3 separate regions of the Homo sapiens genome follow, and all the other regions are linked to region 1. Evidence: chromatin loops called from intact Hi-C (ENCODE). Cell type or tissue: GM12878. All regions are shown on one strand. Each heading gives the region's core, and the rest is flanking DNA. Links, peaks and the distances in the headings are about the cores only.

Region 1 (5,000 bases), core at 1-5,000:
GAGCCGGGAATTAAGAATTTCATCTTTGGACTCAGCCAAGCTTAGACAGACTTGGTTTTAAACTCAGTTTAGCTACTTACTAGTTGTATTAGTGGAAACATTAATTAATTAATTCTCTGTACCTCAATTTCCTCATCTGTAAAATGGTGATAAGGTTAATTTGAAGATGGCATCTTTGAAATGTGTAAGGATTGAATGAAATGGGTAATTTATGTAAAGTTCTTACAAATTCAAATATATAGTCAGTACTTACTTAACGGTTACTAATAATAACAGCAACAGAGTATGTTTCAACCAGACAGAATAAGTTCAATTTAATTTTTTTTCATCTTGAGATGCCATGTAAAATGTTAACTAATGTTCCACTTCTTTAAGAAAAAGTTGGAAAAACACTCATACTTATTTTTAACCTTACTACTGTGAAATGACAGTGCTTCTAATTCTGGCTGTGAAATCTAGTAATCCTTTTAAAAGGATTAAATTGTGAACAAACACATCAGGAAAGAACTTAAATCTAGTGTTTCCTGACTTATTTTGGTTCTGATTAATTAAATTTTTTTCAGAAAGGGTAGAAACCAAGAGTAGGTATAATTGAAGAGTTAATCAGAAAATTAAATAAGGGTACTCATTAACCAAGTGTTTTAGTAATAGAGGTTTTACTGTATTAGGAGTTCCCACTTGTTCTTTTTCTGCAAATGTGGCAGTCGGTTTTATTTTTAAATGCTGACATAAATTGAAAGTCTTTTATAACCTCTGAAGCATGTTTCGCAAAGTGCAGTCCATGGATCCTTGGAGGCTCCCAAATTCCTTTTGAGGGATCGATGAGATGAAAACTGTTCTCATAATACTAAGACGTAATTGCCTTTTTTGGGTGTGTTGACATTTGCTCTGATGGTGCAAAAGCAATGGTGGGGAAAGTTGTGGGAGCCTTAGCCTGAATCGAGTTAGTGGCACTAAACTGTCCTAGAAGTCATTGTATTCTTCACCTCCACATACAGTAAAAAAGAATATCCCTGATGAAGCAGTAAAAATTATTAATTTTATGAAAGCTTGACCTTGAGTTACATGTTTTTAAAAATAGTTTGTGTGAAGGAGAATTACAAATAAAGCATTTTTGCTACATACTTGTCTCAAGGAAGAAGACTGGGGAGATTGAGTTAAACTATAGTTATTCAGACGCGTATTTGGCAGACATTTTCTGGAAAGCAGTGAGCCTGTCATTTTAAGAGAAACAATGGACATTGTTGTCAGTGATAAAATTAAAGATTTCAAGTGGAAATGTGAATTTTTTAAAACTTGCATCTTCCTCTGTGAACTTGACAGCTTCCTAATGAACCATTGACTTTTCTTATGATATTGGTGGTGATACTAATGAATGTGACTTTTTTGATACTGAATAATGAAATGTGTCACCATTTGGAAGAGTGCTGCATAACTCAGTGAACTAATATTTTCCAAATGACCAGTGCATGATTTTAAAACATCATGAGTGGCTAAAAGATCCATTCAAAGTGCAGGATTGACTAATGAATTTTAATGTGACAGAGTATGAGAAGTTCTTTGATGTGGTTTCAGATTCCACAATCCAATTTAACCATGAAGAAGCCACCACTTGTTGAGTTTTGGTATAGTATCAAAGGAGAATAAAACCATAATTATCTGAAAAGACTATTAAAATACTTTTCCTTTTACAACTATATATATACATGAGGCTATTTTATTTCCCATATACTTCAACATAAACAATGGATCACAACAGATTGAATGAAGAAGCAAATGTGAAAAGCCAATTGTTCTCTATTAAGCCAAACTTTAGATTTGCAAAATTCTTTTCTAATTTTTTTGCTGTGGAAAATGTAGTTATTTTCACAAAAACATGTCCTTTGTGTTAACACGCGATGGGTTTATTAAGTGGATTCATAAGATTCTTTAAAAAATATTATCAGTTTTATTTTTAAGAGTTTAAAGTGATCCTGACATTATGAACTTTGAGAACCACACCCCTGACGTGGTAAAATTAAATTTTCCTATGAATTTTTATGGTTTACCAGTGCATGAGATTGCCATCTTGTGACAAAATAGGGAAATGCAAGTATTTTTGAAAAGCTCATCTTTAAGGACTTGGAGTGATTTCTAATGACTACTTGTTGGAAATTTATCAAGAGAAAGATATAAGTTCAGATTTCCAAGGGCTATGTCTTAAAATATATGTGCCAAAAATATTAATTTTCAGAAGGTAAGCAAAAAACAGTTAATTAAATGCATATTTCTAAAGGGCTGACATTGGTTTGGGGCCAGTCTTCTGTTAAGAACACATTTAGTTTTTATGTTCAGTGTGTATATTTCCTATTACACTGAGCCCCTTTGTATGTGATGTTATAGACTACTCGAATGTGTATTTACTGTTCAAAACACTGATAAATGTTTGTGGTGATATTCTGGTGGCATATAGTTGTCCCCCTTTATTCTCAGGGGATGTATTCCAAGATCCCCAGTGGATGTCTGATTCTGAGGATAGTATTGAACCCTATACAGACTATTTTCCCTATACATACATACCTATGATAAAGCTTAACTTATAAATTAGGCACAATAAGAGATTAACAACAACAATAAAACAATTATATCAATATGCTGTAATAAAAGTTATGTGAATGTGGTCTCTCCATCACCTGATGGGGTACTCATCAATTGATGAGTACTGTACTCATCAATTTTTAGACCCCCATTGGCCCAGGGTAACTGAAACCATAGAAAGTAAAACTACAGATAAGGGGGGGACTACTGTATCATCACTTGTGATTGACTTAAGGTTTAGTCATTGGTTGATACCAGAAACTTGGCTGATAATATTCTTCTTTCTAAAGGGAAATGTGATCAATTCTTTATGATGTGGAGTTTAGGTCCACACTCTGGTGAAGAGTTTGAATTTGCTGCCCTTAAATACTACATCACTGTAGTTCTGTGTGATGTGTCCTGTACAAACATGCAGAGTAAACATTGTTCCTTGCCTTCTGCTTTCTTGAGCACTAAAATACACAGTGTAAATATGCACAAACATGTAGAAGGACATATAGACAAATACAGCCTTAGCCAAGTCATGAGAGATGCAGCTGCAAGAAACAGGCTCATGCATAATGAACATTTATGCTATGGCATAGCTTGTGTTTTTGCATCCATGAGCTGTATGAAAAGGAAGGAACCTCACTTCGTTTTCATTCAGTTAGAATGAAGGCCCACTGGTCAGTTTTTTGACTCAATTCAGCTGATTGTTTTCAAAATAACCTGTTCTTTTCTAACAGTTGTGTGTAGGGACAGCTGCACTCTGATGAAATGACTGTGAGCCTATACGCTAACTACTGTACTAATTTTCTGCCTATATTTACTATGTGCCCAGTGACTCTGCTGATGAATATTTTAGACATCTTCATGAATAATGTTACTGCCCACAGTAGAGCTGCTTGCTTGTTTGTAAGGCTGGAAATGCTATCAAGATGATACCGACTCCCATTCTATATACCAACGTGAAAATAATAAAATACCTAAGTAAGGTTGTTGGTCAAGATTGTCTTTGAGGAATCATGGATGCTCTGAAATTGGATGCCAAATTTTACATGTAGGTGGATGTGTGTTTTTGAGAAAACTCCAGAGCTTTTATCAGACTCTCCAAAGGGATTGTGATCTCATAAAGACTAAGAACCACTAGATAAGCTTTATAGTTTTGAAAGTGCTTCTCCATACATTTTTATTTGATCCTCCCAATGATTTTCAGGGAGGCATGTTGGGCATTCTCTCTCTTTCTCTCTCGATCTCTCAACAGAAGAGCATGACTCAGAGCTTAAGTGGTTTTGTGCTTCATCCTGTAGGCACTGGGAGCCTTTGAGGGTTTTAAGTGAGGAAGTGATCTGATCAGATCGTCCTTTAGAGAGATTGCCCTGGTGGTAGTGTAGAGGATGTTTTAGGGGAGTAGGAGGCTAATTAGGACACCATTGGGAAAATCAGGTAAGAAAAGATGGTTGGCCTTGAGTTTGTTGCAGTCAGATTGGAAAAGAGGGGAGGAATTTGCTAAACAGCTTTGATTTTGAAGAACTGATGGGACATCAGGGAGAAAAGACCAGTAAGCAATTGGACGTTCTAGTCTGGGACTGGTGAGGTGAGGAGGACCTCGCACAGGGTGTATAGAGTGAGAAGTGAAGAGTTCCTGGGGAGAAAATGTCAGCTAGTGTTTGGCTGGAGTGATGGTCTTAGGGAAGCGCAGGGAGATCCAGGAACATCGCTTTTTTCCCCCCATTCTCTGTATTCCTGGGTTGACAAGTAGGGATTAAATATATTTTTTAACCCTCTTCATTTACTATCAGATTATTTATATTTTTATTTCTCAAGGACTTTAAATTTATGAAGTTTACAAAAATCAGTCATACCACTCTAATCTACCTTCTGCTCAGTGGAGGCGTCAAGCAAAGGATGGGTTAAGGGTACTCCCCTATAATCAATATGATCTTCTCCATTCTTAGATGTGGAAATTGACACGTTATCGAGCATATGTAAGTGCCATACCATTCCAACTTTACATACTTCTCACCACCCCTGCTGCACCTCACCTCCCTAATAACACTTCTGGGACCGTGGTTGCTTTAAGATCAGCTGACTTTTCCCTCAGTGATTCAATGCAGAATCCTCAGTAAGTAGAGCATTCCTTTTGATGGCTTTACTAATACCCAGATCTCGTAGTTCTTTAAATCCCTCAACTAAAATGACCTTCATCTTCATTTCACTTTGGCTGTGCACACACATGCCACACCTAATAGATCTGCTCCACTTTGAATATTTCAAACTCTATTAGTCTCCTCTTTGAAATAGCCTTCTAACTTCTACCTGCCCCATCCATGTTTCTCCTCAACCTGTCTTCTCTTCCATTCCTTGTTCCATTCCTTGTTCTGTCCTTGTTTTCCAGTATGGGAAGATAGGGGAGGGAAGAGGCTGGCAACTCTCTTCGAATC
Region 2 (8,594 bases), core at 2,167-7,166, 740 kb before region 1:
AAGATGTGGAAGTGGTGGGGGTACAGCATCATGGGGAGGGGTGTTGACTGGCTGGTGTGAGGCTTTCGTGTTGGGAGATAGTATCATAGGTTCGCCTGAGAACTAAAAGATGTAAGGCCTTGAACCCCTGTTGAGCTTGGATTTTAAGAAGCACCGGGAAGCCACCACAAGCTTCAGGATGAGGAAGTAGCACCATAAGGACAGACGCTGGAAGACAAGCACTGGAGCCAGACAGCATTGGCCAGCTGAGGTCAGAAGCCTCCAGTGGGACTAGTTGGAAGAACTAGAGATTCCCGGCTTCATGATGGCAGTGAGGATGGAATGGAAGAGATGGGGGAAAGGAGGGAGAAGGAAGCATCAACACAATTTGGGCACTGGTCAAGCTATCTGACAGCGCGTCATAGAGTAGAGTAAAAGGTGATGGGTGGGTAGCTGTTTAAAAGATGCGTGGGGTGGGAATTAGAAACGAACCTCAAAGTCATTGAGAAACCCAGGAAGATCTGTGGGGCCAGGTCCTCTTTCTCTGTCTTTTTCCTCTCTTGGACTGCAAGGTTGATCTCTCTCTCTCTCTCCAGTTCCTAGAATCAGTCCTTCTCCCTCCATAGCTATTCCACTCTCTTCTCTCTTCCATTGCCTTTCGATGATCACTTACTTTTTTCTCTCTCTCAATAATTCCAGCTTTTCCATATCAACCATGACCCCACAGCCCACCCACTGCTAAGTGACTCAGCTGCTCAATATGCGCCTCTTCATACTTCCACCAGAGGGGATCTGATTGACTCAGTGTTCGCACCTGTTACATTATGGGAACAGCCACCAGGTCTTGGCTCAGGTGCCATCTCCTAGTCCCATCTGCTATGGTCTGATGGTGGTGGTGACGATGCGGTGGGGCCAGAATCTGGGTCACATTATGGAAAAAGCCAGGTACTGTTAGGCAGGGCCTCAGAAAAGGCTGTAGGTGGGGAGCATCATGACTATTATCTCTACATAGTTTTGCATTTAGGGTATAAAGATAATGATGGAGTCAAAATGACTACAAATTCATGAAACTGGCTAGCTGGAAGAATAGAGTGGCAGTGACAAGAAAATAGAAAAATGTAGCAGGAAAGCAGGGTGGGAACAAACAAGTGATATGTTCATTTAGGGCTAAGCTGAATTTTACTTATTCATTTAGCAAATGTTTATCACCTGTCCACCATGTGCCAAGGCGTGTGCTAGGTGGGGACTGAGGAATTAACAGACTTAAATATTGAATACGTCAACTGAATAAATTAAATTATAGTGATACCTACCATCTGTGAAGCTCCTGTAGTGTACAATGTGCTTTTTTTTTCTTGGATGGAGTCTCGCTCTGTCACCCAGGCTAGAGTGCAATGGCACGATTTCGGCCCACTGCAACTTCCACCTCCCGGGTTCAAGTGATTCTCCTGCCTCAGCCTCCCCAGTAGCTCGGATTACAGGCATGTGCCACCACACCTGGCTGATTTTTGTATTTTTAGTAGAGATGGGATTTCACCATGTTGGTCAGGCTCTTCTCAAACTCCTGACCTCAGGTGATCTACCTGCCTTGGCCTCCCAAAGTGCTGGGATTACAGGTGTGAGCTACCGTGCCTGGCCACTATGTGCTTTTGATATACTATCTCTTTTAGCCCTCACAGCCATCTGATGAAGAAGATATTAATTTCATTTTATAGTTGAGGACACTGAGGTTGGTGAGATTTGAACTTGAGTCTGCCTGATGACAATGCCCAGGTGCTGTACACTGGATTTTATGAGGACAGTGGATCTGGAGCTCCAGAGAAAGGTCAGGGCTGTGGATGGATATTTGGAATTCATCTTCATAAAAGTGTTAAACACATTCAGGAGAATGAATTTATTCTCTAAAAGAAGAAACTCAGATTTTCCTTTGAGGGGAAACCTATGTTTAAGGGGTAGAAAGAAGAAGAGGAGCCTCCAGTCGATACATAAGAGCAGCAAGAGACTTAGCAGGGGAATGAGGATAGTGCAGAACCACCTGGGAGGGGAGTTCCAGAAGGAAGGGCAGCTGCTGGTGTCAGTGCCATAGATTCAGGAGACTGAAGACAGAGGAGACAGGCTCCAGATCAGGTTATTGTGAGGATTCAGGTGACCTCATGGATTGGATGAGTCACTGAGGAACCATCTGGGCTGGCCAATGGCTACAGTTTTGGGGTCGATGAGATATCAGTGGACACCATTACAGATATGGTAGAAGGAAGAGTCTCACAGTGGTTTCCAAGTGTGGTCCCCGGACCTGCAGCATCAACATCACCTGGAAACCCATTAGAAAAGCAAACCCAGCTGTGGGCCCAGCAAGTTGTAGTTTAACAAGCCCTTCAGGTGATTCTGATGCACTCTCAGGATTGAAAAGCACTGGTCTGGGAAAGACACAGTCTCCTCAGACCTGAATGTCACATCATTCCAGGTGTATACTTTGGGAGGTACACAGACCCACTGTAGCACCTTCAGATGGTGAGAAGGAAGGCCAATTAAAAGAATGTCCAAAGAAAGGAGTACTCATCATGAGATAAAACACCAGCAGAGGAATGAAAGCTGCTTCAAACAGGTATGGACTTTGAATATGAACCAGGCACGGTACTTGGCACAGGGGATGGTGTGAGCAAGGCAAAGTTCCTGCTTTTACAGAGCTGACACTCCATTTGGGGAGGCATATAAACATACAAGAAGACCTCAGGTAGTCAGGGTGTGTAATAACAATAAAACATCATGATGTAGTAGGAAAGGCTGGAAGTCTGCTCCAGTCAGAGAAGGACTTGAAGAGTAAGTGACATTTGAGTGAAATCTGAATGCATCAATGAGCAAGCCACAGGAAGGAACAGCAGAGGGAAGAGGGGTCTTGGTGGCAGGAGCTTCAAGTACAAAGACCCTGATTCAGGAACAGGCTTGACTTGTTCAAGGAATAGACAGAAATCCAGTGTGGCTGGAGGCTGGTCAGGGTGGTTCTCACATGGGCAGTGCCATCTAAGATAGGGTCATATAGTCCAGAGTAAGGGTTTTAGACTTATGGTAAGTTCAAGATAGGAAGTCTATGGAGGATTTTAATAAGGAGAGGGACACGATGAAATTTCTATTTTCTATTCCAAAATGCAGGAACAACCCAAATGCCCATCAACGGGTGAATGAGTAAACAGAATTGGTATATCCATACAATGGAATATTATTCAGCTATAAAAAGGAATGTAACTCTGATATAGGTTGACATGAATGAACCTTGAAAACATGATGCTAAGTGAAATAGACACAAAAAGAATACTGTATGATTTCACTTAAATGAGGTGCATAGTGTAGTCACATTCAGAGACACAAAAAGTATATCAGAGGTTAAAAGGGGCTGAGGAGAGAAATGGAGTAGGGGAGTTACTACTTAATGATTATAAAGCTTTAGTGTGGAGTAATGCAAAAGTTCTGGAAATTGCCTGTAGTGGTTGCGTAACAATGGGGAGGTACTTACTGAATTGTACACTTAAAAATAGGTAAAGTAGTAAATTTTATGTTATATCTAGCATACCACAATAAAAATGTATTACACATAAGTTACTCTGGCTGCTGTGTGGAGAACTGGTTGTGGGGTGTCATGGGTGAAGAAGCAGGAAGACCAATGGGGCTGTTGCGTGATCTTGTTCAGATGCTGATGCCTGGGCAGAGGAGTGCCAGCTGAGGTGGAGAGAAGGGGTGGATTGGAAGCCGAGAGCTGATTGGATGAGCTATGCATGAATGAGGTGAAGAAGGGAGGGTCTCATGTGATCCCCAAAGTCTTTTTTTTTTTTCTTCCTTTTTGTGGAGAACGAGGTCTCGCTACATTGCCCAGGCAGGTCTCGAATTCCTGTGCTCAAGCTATCCTCCCGCCTTTGCCTCCCTGAGAGCTGGGATTACAGGCGTGAGCCACCGCGCCTGGCCCCAAGGTCTTTTCTTGAGACACAAAGTGCGTGGTGGTGTCCTGATATTTTAGGGGAAACAGCTGAAGTGCTGTCAGCTGATATTTTAGGGGAAACAGCTGAAGAAATATTATGCTTGCTTAGTGCCACACAAGGGGCGGATGGGACTGTAAGGAGACAGGTTTGGGCTCAATATTAAAAAATAAAAAATTCTTTCAAATTGAGCCATTCTGAGCATGGTTGAGGGCCTGTAAGAGCAGGGGATGAGACTCTCCTTAGAGAGGCCACCATGGAGAGGAGACTAGGACTAGGTGATCTTCCTAGTGGGTTCTCAACAACCCTCAGATTCCTTTATCCCAAGTCTTTGGAAGCCTTTGGAAATGGGATTTCTGTTGCAGGTTGAGGCAGAAGTCAGATTACAGAGGTGGGTGGTGAGGAAATGAGATAGTGGCTGGAGGCCCTAATTTGAGATGATTGTCAAGAATATTGGAGCCAGGAAAGCCAACAGGGTTAAATAGGGTTTTTCTGTTTTCTTTTTCATTCTCCTTCCCTCTTCCCTCTTTTCTGAGATGGAGGAAAATGAGCTCTCACTGTTTCCTAAGAGGTCCCTGGGAGCGAGATAACATAAGGATGGCTGGTCATTTTCGGTTAGAATTGGGACCCATGGAACAATTCTTTCCTTCTAAGCTGGGTCCCAGCTCCATGTTCCTGCAGCCACCACAGCTATTCTGACATACCATCACAGACAGCCTCCGTGGCTCAAATCACTTCCCGCTGTGCACCCATAACACACAGATTGGAGGTAACTTTACTCTAGAGAACCAATTAGCACAGACCCAGGCTGGGTAATTACAGTTTGATAAGATCCTTGCAGCCGATATCCAGGGCAGATAAAGCGCTAGGAAGCCATTTCTCAGCAGGACTTGGGGGGGAAACACAATGCAACTCACCTTCCTCCTTCCCTTCCCTGCCCTTGGACCCCACCCCTGTCTCTCTCAAACTTTAAACTGGCCCCAGAGAGGAAGGGGATGAAGGGGATTAGAAAAAAGTCGCTCAGAGGCTCTGGAGTGGGCAGCTTTTCCTCTCCTAGGCTAGGCCCACTGCTGGTGCCTGCTTTCCTTTCAGCCCTAAGAGGTCGCTGTTACTCAAAGCTGGGGAGATGGTACCAACTAACTAGAAGGAAAACTAAGGGCTTCCACCCTGAGTGGCAGACAAGGAAAGGGATGCCCCATATATGCCTTCTGGATAGACAGGCAGATGCCACAGTGCTGCTCAGGGAGGCCAGGGCCACCCTCCACAGCCCCTCAGGCCCTCCAGGGTCTCTTGTCTCCTTCTCTGCCGTTCCCTTTGGACTTGCGCAGGGGTGGCTGCTGTGTGCAAAGCCATTTCTCTTCTGCCTCCTCTTCTAAGCCATCTTTTTGTCTACCTGAACCTCACCAACCACCCCTCACTGGCTTCCCCAGAACCACTGGGGCTCTCTTTAATCCACGGTCTACACTGCAGCCAGAGGGATTGTTTCCAATGCAAATCTGATTCTGTCGTTCTCATACTTAAAAATCCTTCCATGGCTCCACTACCATTGAGATCATATGCAAACATGGCCTTGGCGTGGCTGAATTTTTTTCCTTCAAAATTTTCAGTAACAAAGCATTGCAGATCCTGTTGCAATTCACTGCCTGCCATTCTCCACTCTCATTTTCTTTTTTGAGCTCTTTAGTGGTGAACTTTTCTTTTGTGACTTTACATTTCACTTTTTAAATTAGCCAGTGCTGAAGTTAACTTAATTTTTGCCGTAAAGTTCTATGAGTCTTAACACGCATAGGATGTATATACTGCCATCACAATCAGAACATGAAACAATTCCATCACCCCCCAGACTCCCTGGTGCTGTCCCTTTGTAGTGACACTGTGCCCCCCTTCCCTAGCCCCTAACATGCACTGATCTGCTCTCCACCACTATAGCTTTCTTTTAAAAATGTGATAGAAATGGAATCATACAGTATGTAACCTCTGAGAGTCCTCCAGCTATTGCATACGTCAGCAGTTTCTCTTTTTTATGGCTGAGTAGTATTCCATCGCATGAATGAAACATGCAATGAAATACTATTTTGTTTATCCACTGTCTTGTTGGCATGGCCCCTTTGTCTCCTGACATTTGTACATGTTGTTCCTTCTTCCAGGGATATTCCCTATCTCCTCCTCTTTGCCTACCAAATGTATTGTCTCTGTTCAGAGATCAGTTTGTATGCCTCTTCCCCAGGAACATCCCTCAGACTCTAGACAGAATTAAGTCCTCCATACTAGGTGCTCCTACTCACTCAGTTTCTTTCTTGAACCACATCCTCACACTTCAGGGTAGGTTTTGGTTAAATTGCCTGTCTTCTCCACCATTCTGTGAGTACCATGAGGGCAAATGTGCTGTTCCCTGCTATGTTTCCATCACCTGGCAAGTCCCAACATATACTTGTTGAATTAATGAACATTATTTGCTTTCGTATCCTAGGACCTAGTATTGTAGTAAACATTCAGCAAATCACAATGCATGTCTGACGAATTAATAAAGAAATGTCTTTGGTGTCCATCTCTTAATTGATACATACATTCATTTGTTTTGTTTACACTGATCAGACCACTTTGTCAATCTTTCTGTATATTCTGAGCCACCGCTTTTTTTTTTTTTTTACAGAGTTGCAAAAACAAATTGAGATAGCTTGTAATAATGACATACTACAATAAGATACAAATAGAGATTGATGATTGGGATGAAGCGAAATAAAGGAGGAACAAGAATAGGAGACCTTAGCTAGAACACAGAAATTCATGTCATAAAGTCTGAGCTTCCTAGCAACCAAAGACAAAGGGGAAGCCATCAGTAGCAAATTTGGCATTGTCTATTAGTGAAAATTATACCAGTTTCTCTGGAGAAGCTGAAGCTAAGGGAAGTTGCCCATGTGGAACTTCAAAAAGGGACATCTAGATCTAATAGGCAATTTTTAAAGTGCCATTTTGACATTAAATGTAATAGCTAGACTCGTGGCTTTCCTTGAAGGATTTCTTCAGTGCAAACTTAAATCAGTATGCCTAAACACAAGTTAGGAAATCTGCTTCCACAAGGAGCGAAAACCATTTGGTCCAAATATACAGCACTGATCGTCGGGCTTGATCCAGAGATAAAATCGAGTGTACCTATAGGAGTAGATGGGCTACATGTCCTTCAGATAATCCTCCATGAATAATATTTCTTGCACCTGGGCTTTTCAGACAGCCAGCAGCTGAAAATTGGAGTTTGTTTCCCAGTGAGGGTATAGAGGATCCTCTTGTGACATCAAGCCTCTTAACCCAGGCTGTTGCCTGAGCCGATTGCCATTTCCCTGGGTCTGCTGAGTCACCAACATAATCATTTAAGGTCATAGAAGAGAAACTGAGGTCTCCCCTTTCCACTTCCACACCCCAGGTATATGCATTATCAAGAATTTGGTAATGTGTGTAATGTATATACCTGGGGCGTGGAAGAATTTGGTTCAGTGTTAGGAGAATTTGGACAACAGAACTTTAGGAGAATCCCAGATCCTGAGATTAAACATGTCGAAGACAATGCATCAGCTAATATTTGGATACAGAATGTTCCCATTTACACAGTTTTTTCATTGGTGTTCACAAATGCAGGGCAGGAGGTAGGCTGCGCAAGGCTTACCATCCCTCCCATTGTACGGGTGACAAACAGATACTTAGGAGGGTAAATGAGTCTCTCAGCATAATGTGTCAGAACTGAGACACTAGTTTCCCTGGACTCAAATCCTGTGTTCTTTGCACTTCCCATTTAAAATATTAACATACTAGAATACTACATGCTAATGTAGTATAATGATTTCCTAGAACAGTAACAGGGAGAGGTGACTTTTATCTTTAGATCAAGAATAAGGAGTTTCCAACTATAATAAAAGGGATTTGGATTAGGCATTAGAAAGATATCTTCCTGGCCACTCTCCATTTACATCTCCATCCTACCTTAAATCTCTATCAGGGAGAGATGTGAGTCATAAGAACAGGCCACTGAGGGAGATTAAAATTTTCCCACTTATAACCTTTAAAAATGTGGGTACTGCTCTTGATCAGGAAACAATTTTGGGGTTGTCCTATTTAGAGACACCCATATCTCCCTTGAGCTTTCTTTTGCCTTCCTTCCTATCCTCCATAGCCAAGCCTGGGCATCAATCTGGGGCACCTGCCAGTCATTTATCTATCCACTCAGCAATATGTGTTGTGCTGGACCATAACTATATCAAAGTCTCAGTAGGAGATATGTTTCCCTTCAGACAGTCCAGATAAAGGGGCTCCAAGGAAGGAACTAGTTACAAAGGTATGAGCAGGCTAAGGGACCAAAAAGGCATGGCAAAGGATCAGAAACCTGCAATATCAAGACAGCCAGGGGAAATGGAGCTACTGGAGCCCATGAGCACTGGAATCATGGAAGAGAGGCTGTTTGGCAAGAGCTGTAGCAGCTGTAGCTGTAGAAGGACCCTCCTGCCAGATCCACAGTGTCAAAGCAGGGAAGGAGTGGCCTCTGATGCTCACACTGGACACACCCAACAAGGAACCAGTCATCAAGAGAGCGTGGGAGGTGCAATTGGCAGAGGTCAGCCTCCTGGGGCCACAGCAGGTTGCAGAAGAGTGGAGCAT
Region 3 (8,594 bases), core at 2,167-7,166, 1.2 Mb before region 1:
TTCCATCCCCAGCAATATTTCCCTTCACTTCTTTCTGAACAAGATAGGTTTAATTGTTAAACAGCTCCTTCCTTTTTCTCCCCGCTGAGATCTGGGTTTCAGAGGAGTATTGTGGACAGTGGCCTCCTGCCTGCTCTGCCCACGCCCTTCTCTGTCCTAGGGTGGACACCCACAGCCTGGTGCCACTTGAGATCTCCTTCCTCTCCCTGATGCTGAGCGTCGGATTCAGCAACAATGGGGCACCTGACATCTGGCCACTTTGGGACCCAGAGAAAGCTGGATTTGCAGGAACTTGAACCACAATAATTGAGGGCCTGGTGGTGTAGTGGAAAGGGCTGGGGCTGATCTAGAAACCCAGCACTACCATCAGCTGGTTGAGCTTAGAAAAATCATTTGACTTCTCTGAGCCTTGGTTTTCTCTTCTGTAAAACGGCACAGTGTTGTTGAGAGGATTCAATAAAATAATGAGTGGAGAGCTTGTGCCACAGAGCGGAGGATTCATTCATTAACTGCTAGTTCCCCTCGCCCTGCCTGGATGGAGGCAGGCGGGCCACATCTGCCCATTGTATTCTTTTTCTCAGGGGTGAAGGCAGCTTGTGTCATGGTGGAGCTGGGCCTATAAGTCCTGGGACTCCCAGTCTAGTATCCTTGCTGTCACTCTGCTGTGTCTTTCCGTCTTCCAGTGCCATCGTGGGTAGGCCATTTTCCATTTTTCCAGGCCTCCGTTTCCTATCCCAGATGGCTTCCAAAGTGTTCCATTTCTGAAGAAGTCTGAGTCATGTGAATCCATTCTGGAACTCTCTGGATGCTCAGGCCTGTATGGTGGAAACTATGCCTAGAGGTGCTTCACCCTGCCCCGAAGTCATCATGGACTTGGATAACAGCCTTGCAGACAGGTCTCACATTACTCGAGGACTCCAACTCTCAGCTCCAAGTGAAGGGCACAGAGGAGGGGCACCAACCATCCTAGTTTGCCAGAGACTGAGGGGTTTCTCAGTATGTAGGACTTTCATTGCTAAAAGTGAGGGAGTCCTGGGCAAACCAGGCTGAGCTGGTCACCCCAGGACAGGGCTTCGGGTCTGTGAATGTTAGTTGAGGCCCTATTGTGGGTGAGGTGCTGTAGCAGGTATTAGAGATGCAATAATTACAGAAACAGGCCTTGCCTGGAAGGCAGTGACAGCACAGAGGAGAAGCAGATGTGTAGATAGATTACTTGCCCTGCAATTCATGGTAGGGAGACTAACTGAATGAAGCTTGTGCAAGACACCCAGGACACACAGAGGAGGCAGAAATGAACTCTGGTTTGGTAATGGTGGTGGCGTAGTTAGGAGGGCTTCTCAGAGAAGGTGATAGCTGAAGTGGGTTTTGAAGGCAGGGCTGGAGATGGAGCATAAGAGGCAGGGCTTGGAGAGGTATAAAAGGACAAAGTTAAACATGAGTGCAAAATGATGTGAAAGGAGGGCAGGAGGTCTGGAGGTGGCAGAAGCTGAAGGGTAAGCTTCCCCTGTCCTTGTGGGACCAGGCACGGGGCAGGGACAGGTGGTGGTGTGGGATGTGGTTTGGAAGGAAGGCCGCAGGGCTAGGAAATGGTTGGTAGGCCTTCCCTACCTAAGGATGGAGACATATTTTCGACAGAGTGTCCTGGTTCCATCTCAGCCTTCCAAGACCTACGAGAATGTTACAGGGTTGTCAGTGCCAGGGCTGCTTGGCTCCCTGGCATGGCTGGGTGCCTGGCCCATGGCTGGAGGCCAGTGGCCTAGAGCCCAGGGAAGCCAGCTGGTGACAGGATAGAGTTGTCCTGGCTTTGGCCAGGCAGACCGGTGGGCTCTGACCCAGGCTGTGATCCCTGCAGGACCTCCTCTTGGAGGTATTTAGCTCTGCAGAAAGAGGTGAAGACGATGATCTGGCTCTGCCGAGTGTCCCCTAGCTCTGTGCTTCCTTGCCTGGGTCACTAGCTCAGGGACTCTGAGGACCCAGCCTCTTTGCAGTGGGGCTGAGCTAAGTGACCTGGCCAAGGTTAATTCTACCCCCATTAGACCCTGCGGGCAGAGGGTCTGAGGTGATTAAGAAGCCATGGACCAGAGTCAGACTGCAAACACTGGGCCTCCATTCATAGACTAAACGTGGGGATGGGTCTGGTAAGTGAATAGAGCAGTGATTGACAGGTGGGCAAACCGCGTTTATCCTTCTGACTCCTCTAGGAGAGAATGCATACTCTTGGTCCACCTGGAATCCTTTTTGGAATAAAACAGTATTACAAACAACAAATCAGTCAACCAACCAATCAATCAACCATGAAAACTTGACCAGAATTTTCAAAGCAAAATCCCAGGAAGGAACCTCAGGTGCCAGGTGTGCAGGGAGGACCCAGGCATCTGGTGCTCGCGCACCCCTCATCTCCCTTTACATAGTGGGAATGCACTTGGCCTTGAGAGATTTGTTGGTGTCAGAGGCTCCCAAACTTTTCTCTCCTGTCCTACAACTGTTTACCCATGAGTATGTATTTTTGGCTAGAAATGAATTTATGTGGGTACTTTAAAAAAATAGATGAGATGAAGACAATGGTGACAACATAATAACGTAGATGGAAAGCGCATACTTAGAGCCATATGCAGCAAATGTGGGGGCCGATCTGGCCCTGTCACTCACAACTGTGGTCAGCTTGCTGGGCCCCTCCCAGCCTCCCGTCCCTCCCCTGTGAAGTGGAACCGTTTGTCCCTAGGCCTCACTTAGTAGGCTCTCGCTAACAGATTGCAAATCCTTGAGGAAGGAGCCCACCTTTTTTCTTGTCTTTATATCCCCAGGGCCTGGCATAAAGTAGAAACTCAATAAATGTTAGTCAAATGAATGAATAAACGTTTGAATAACAAGAATACCTGCTCTACCGACCTCTCTCAGGATTATCGGGAGGATCAAATGAGATAATGCACATGAAAGCACTTTGTAAATTGCGGAGCACTATACAAATGCAAATCATTCACAGCTTTGGTGGAAATTATTATTCAAATTATTATTATTATTTTCACAGTAAAGGACAGGAAGGAGAGGGCAACGGAATCAGTCCCTGATGGTGGAAGCTGGGGTTCCAGCCCTGTGTGCGGGGTGGCACTCAAGCTTGCTTGGGCCCCTCTGAAGCATCCTCCTTCCAGTGCCCTGCAGCGAGGTGGACTGGGCTGCAGCTGCTTGGGTGGGGGCAGTAGTTGCTACTGGAATCCTGCCCAGTATGGGGACTGAAGCCACCAGCCCATCTTACCCTGAACAAAACGAATTAAACGCCAAGCTCTAAATGAAAAAGGGTTTTCTTTTCTCTGCTGCTGTTTATTATTTTCTTTTTGTTAAATGAAGTGGCAAAGGTGGCATATTAGGAAGGAGGTGGTGACAGAGAGAGAGAGAAACCGGGCATCTCGAAACCTGGGGTTCGTTCCCCTCTCCCCCGCTGAGCTTCTGTTTCCAAGGCTATTATCCCGCCTCTTCAACCCCCGGCCTGCGAGAGGGAGGGTGAGCCGGCTGGGCAGCCAAGAGACGCAGAGCAAAGGCGTGATTGATAATTGGCGACTGTAATTCTATAATTCATCTCCCTGCACTGCAGTGAAATTAAAAGAGTTTAGGTTCCCAAGCATAATGATCATCAATTAAACGCCGGGGAGATTTAGTGTCCTCATTTGAATTTTGTTTTATTTATTTAAATGTGTCTCTTTTACAGGGAGGGGCCCGTGGGGAGTGGGAGCGGGTGCACGCGGGGGCCGGGGCCTTCCGGAGGCTGATGCGGGCCCGGGCGCCTCCAGGAGCTGGGTCGTGCAGGCTGCCTGGGGGCGGCTGAGGGTGGGGCGCGGCTCGTGGGGCGGCGGGCTTTGCGAGACAGGGGATCCATCATCCCGGGCCTAATCAGTTAATACTGATAAACTGCCAGCAATAACTGCCAATTGCGCCGCGGTTTTGGAGCAGCCAGTTCATTCATTTAGGGAGTGCGGCGGCTCGTGGGGGGAGCGCTCCTGGCCCCGAGTGTTTCTGTCTCTGCTCGGGAGGGAGGTGATGCATGGGCCACCGCCGACTTCTGCGGGTAAGGGAAAGTGAGCACTGGGCAACTCGAAGGTGGCCGGGAGGCTGTGGGGGTGACTGTGGCCTGCGCCGGGCCGGGCTGGGCTGTCAGAGAGGCCCGTCTGGGTCTTGGCGTTCAGGATGGTATGGAGGTGACATCCGCTTTGAGGAGGAGTCAGGGGGACATGCTCCCGGCCAAGCTGTGGGACCTCCTTGTGCAGAACCACAGAAAGATGCCTCAGGAATCAGGGGACCTCTTGCGGCCCCGCCACTCACTGCCCAGCTGCATGACTCAGTTTCCTCCTCTGGAAAGGAGCAGGCTGGGCTAGGAGGCCTCTAGAGGGCCTTCCAGCTCTGTGGCCTTCCTCCAGACCCCTTTCCCTGCTGGCCTGGAGAAGGACGGAGAACACGCCCGGGTCCTTCCTGTGCACCAGTGAGTTTGGGGCTGGAGGCTCTCGGGGTGCCATGGCTCCCCCTCCCATGGGCCCCTCTGCTCCCTCCCCATGCTGCTGTCCATTTCTCAGGGTTGGTTCCTGCTGCATTTTCCCGACGTTCTCTGATTCCGACTTCTCACTTGCAATCAAGAAACTAAAAATAGAGCATAAAGGAGCTCTCCAAGGGGGGTGGGTGGGGGTGGCAGAGAAGGAGGAAAGTGCTCTGGTTCCCCGTGGGAATGAGACCTCATCAGCTCTACATAGGGAGTTGGAAATCCAATCCAGACCATTGGCAAGGGGCGGGGTGTGAGGTGAGGAGCCTTCCTGATCAACCAGGTGGAAAGCTTGAAAGAAAATAGTGTGTGCGCACAGGGAGGGAGGATGGGGAGACAGCCCTGGGGTGGCTTTCTGGGCGTTTCTGGTGCTTGGGGGTGAAGCCCCTTGCATGCCCTGCACAGGGCCCGCCCCTGGGTTGGGAGAGAGCTGAAGTCACTGGACCTGAGGGCGCACAGCCAGCCTGAGGGCCTTGCCTTCTAATTCATCCGCCAGGAGGGGGCGCCCTATTCTAATGTTCGCAAAGGCGTCTTTTGTTCAAGCTGAGGCGCCCAGAAGGCTCGCGCAGGCCGGTTATGCAGGTATCCTCTTGGGCTTGTAGGCAGACAGGAACCCCGTCAGGGATTTCTTCTTGAGGACCTCAGAACCGTGTCTTTTGTTTTATTTTTATTTTTTTGAGACAGGGTCTCGGTCTGTCTCCCAGGCTGGAGTGCAGTAGTGCCATCTCGGCTCACTGCAACCTCTACCTCCTGGGCTCAAGGATCCTCCTACCTCAGCTTCCTGAGTAGCTGGGGCCATAGGCACAAGCTACCGTGCCCGGCTTAATTTTGTATTTTTTGTAGACACAGGGTCCGCTATGTTGCCTAATCTGGTTGTGAGCTCCTGGGCTCATGCAATCCACCTATCTCAGCCTCCCAAAGCGCTGGGATTACAGGTGTGAGTCACCTTGCCTGGCCAACCACGTCTTTCAGATTGTAAGGAGTGGATTTGTTCAAACTTGATGACATAAGATGGGCAACTTGGAGGTATTGGGGCTAGGAGTGAAATCAGAGAGAATCTGGGCTTTCAGACAACATCTCCAGAACACAGGCACCCCGTTCCCTGGGCAGGGTCCCCTGGAGCTCAGAAACATGAGTGGACGTGTGTAAATTACTCAGCTGGTCTTGGGAAAGAAGCCTGATTCGGGAGTCTGGAGCCCCAGGCTGCAGTCCTGGCTGTACTACTCTATGCCCTTGGGCATGCTGCTTTTTTTTTTTCCTCTGAAACTCAGTTTCCCCCCTGTCTAATAAGATGAGGTACATAAAAGCTCTTAGAGAGCAGGAAAGGTGCTCTATAAATGCCCAGGATTATGGTTATAACGTGCAGCTTTTATGCGTAAACCAGCAGCAGCCCACCTTATCTTCTAAGGGGCAGTGCAGAGGGAGGACTTTATCTCTATCCTTGCCTCATGCAGCCTCGAAGGCCCCTTTTCTCCCACGGGGCTATCTTTAGGACCCATGATGCTTCCCCTCCTGGGGTAGGAAGGGAAATGGCTGATGTTAGAATCCCAGACTTGCCGGTTTTTATACCACCGATTCAAATCAAGATACTGTCTTTCAGCCTCCTCTCTGCCTTGCTAAACCCATTCCGGTTCCCTTACCAAGCCGATTTCTATCGGGGGAGAGTCAGTCCTTGAAAACATGGGGATTTCTCCAGCAAGGAATGGCCATGAGGAGCCAGGCCATGCTGGGGTGGCCATCTGCACACTCTGATGAGCCCACGCTGGGCTCCTCTCAGCCTCATCTGCAAGGCTAGCCCCTTCTAGTTTCTAATTGCTGTCTCATCCAAAAGGCTGAGGGCTTTCTGGATTGACTAAAGAAGAGATGAAGGTGACCCTAGGTCCCCAGGAATGCCCACCTCCCTTTCTGGCTCCATCCTTTTTCACCCTATGCCTGGTGCCTCCACTCCAGGCTGTTTTGTTTGCTCTGAGGGGTTAGGTGTGAAGGGCTGTTCTGTGGCTCCCCAGGACTGTCTCTGGACCCTTCAGGCAGAGCAGCAGGTGTATTTGGGATGAGAAGCTCTGAGGGTCAAGGACCCTACAATTTTCTGTGTGGAATCCACAAGGGCACCAAGCCCAAGTGAGCATAAAGCCCAACAAAGGCTTTTTAAAAATTACCATGTGCTGTCCTTTTCTCTGATTACAAAAGTAATACATATTCATGTTCAAAAATTTGGAAAATACAGAAAAGCACAAAGAACAAAAATTCATCCATATTCCACTACCTAGAAGCAGCTACTATATCTGAGGTGTATCACCTCCCTGTCCTTCCCCTTCTCACTGTCTCTTTATCTCTGTCTTTTAATAGGAGTCTCATGCAGTAATACTGTTTTGTGGCTTAGTTGGTGACAGTGTATCAGGAGCATTTCCCCACCCAACAAAACTCATTTGATGAGTGTTTCGCCAGGTGGGAAACATGGAACAGCAGGCACTCAGAAGAGATCTCAGCATTGACAGACCTGGATTCTCTCCTGCTTCCAGTGGAGACAGAGGCCCATAAAATCCATTGGCTGGAGGGGTAGCCCTCGAGTCAGGGCAGTGTGCAACCCAGCGTCTCAAGGATGTGGCAGGATGTGTGCCAGGCTGATCTTGCCCCATCACCTGAGGCCCTGTCACTGCATCAGCCCTATTACCCTCTGGGCTCTTGCCCTGGCCATAGCAGGCCAGTAGGAGGTAGGGAGAGGGCCAAGGTGCCAATCACTTGGAGGCTATAAAAAAATAACACCAGAAGATAAACTAGAAATGACACTAGAAATGTAAAGGACTGCCCCATCAGTCACTTGGGGTGACAGTGGAGGCCAAGACCCCTCTCCCTTTAAGGGATCGGCTTGAGTAGTGACCGTAACAAGGAAACCATGTCTGCTTTAACTGCAAAAGTTTAGTTTAGCTAAGCTGGCTATGCAAGTCTGAGGCCCTTGGCCTCTCCAAATCCTCAACAAGGAGCCAGAGAATCTTGGTTTGAAGACCTTGCCTGCACTCATTGCCCATCTTATCCACACAGCACACCAGATTCACCTTCCTTAATGCCTTCTGATTGGGTCATTTGACTCCTGGCTCAACAAGAGCCTGACTCTACCTATCCAGACCTTTTTCTGTCTTCAAATTCAGCTCAAGGTATGTTTTCCTTTTTCAACAACAAAAAATCAAATAACTGGATTTAAAAATTGGCAAAGGACTTGAATAGACATGTCTCCAAAGAGGATACACAATTGGTCACCAGGCATATGAAAAGATGTTCAACATCACAAATCATTAGAGAAATGCAACTCATATCCACAGTGAGATTCCACCTTACGCCCCCTAGGATGGCTACTGTAAAAAAAAATAATAATAAATAAATGATAACAAGTGTTGGTGACGATGTGAAGAAATCAGAACCCTTATGCACTTTGGTGGGAATGGAAAATGGTACAGCCACTTTAGGAAACAGTGGCGATCCCTTGAAAAGTTAAAAATAAAATTACCATATGATCCATTAAGTCTACTTCTGGTTATACATCCAAAAGCATTGAGAGCAAGGTATTAAAGAGATACTTGCACGCCCGCTTAGCAGCAGCGTTCGCGACAGCCAAGAAGTGGAAGCAATTCACATATCCATCGATGGATGAATGGGTAAACAAAATGTGGTCTACAAACACAATGGAATATTATCAGCCTGAAAAAGGAGGGAAATCCTGCTACATGGTGCAACAGGGATAAACCTTGAGGACATTATCCTAAGTGAAACAAACCAGTCAGGAAAAGACAAATGTCATATGGTTCCACTTATATGAGATACTTAGAGGAGTCAAATTCATAGGAACAGAAAGTAGAATCGTGTTTGCCAGGGGTTTGAGGGAGGGGTTACGGGGAGGAGTATAGAGTTCCAGATTTGCAAGATGAAAAATTTCTGGAGATACATGGCACAACAATGAGAAGATACTTAACACTGCTGGATTGTATGCTCAAAAATGGTTAAGACAGTACATTCTGTGTGTGTGTGTGTGTGTGTTTAACCACAGTTGGGAGAAAAAAAGATACTCTTTTTACCT

What was found. Peaks named below come from ENCODE experiments on the same cell type or tissue, not always from the same donor. Only the 100,000 strongest peaks of a DNase experiment are listed, where the experiment ranks them.
Region 2: it touches region 1 in a loop (6-fold over the local background); 5 of 110 quality-filtered maps call a loop at or near these places.
Region 3: a loop joins it to region 1, with 6 times the contacts of the local background. A loop is called at or near these places in 8 of 110 quality-filtered maps.

Annotation. Positions count from the first base shown.
Region 1 is chr11:115,332,161-115,337,160 of GRCh38, reverse strand. All of the region lies in intron 1 of CADM1 (cell adhesion molecule 1), which reads left to right. It overlaps LOC105369509 (a long non-coding RNA gene), which reads right to left and starts at 3,584. Exons shown (of 2, transcript NR_135108.1): 1 at 3,543-3,584. In GM12878, for the core only: a CTCF peak has its summit at 2,076 (motif pointing left); a DNase peak (open chromatin) is centred at 2,085; H3K27me3 peaks cover 192 bases.
Region 2 is chr11:116,074,652-116,083,245 of GRCh38, reverse strand. It overlaps LOC105369513 (a long non-coding RNA gene), which reads left to right and starts at 2,187. Exons shown (of 6, transcript XR_948056.2): 1 at 2,187-2,358; 2 at 2,444-2,584. In GM12878, for the core only: a CTCF peak has its summit at 5,039; no DNase peak of the experiment used is centred there.
Region 3 is chr11:116,496,008-116,504,601 of GRCh38, reverse strand. LINC02151 (long intergenic non-protein coding RNA 2151) reads left to right here and starts at 3,919. Exons shown (of 2, transcript NR_174967.1): 1 at 3,919-4,060; 2 at 6,872-7,703. RefSeq lists an enhancer at 4,709-5,401. In GM12878, for the core only: a CTCF peak has its summit at 5,025 (motif pointing right); no DNase peak of the experiment used is centred there; H3K27me3 peaks cover 637 bases.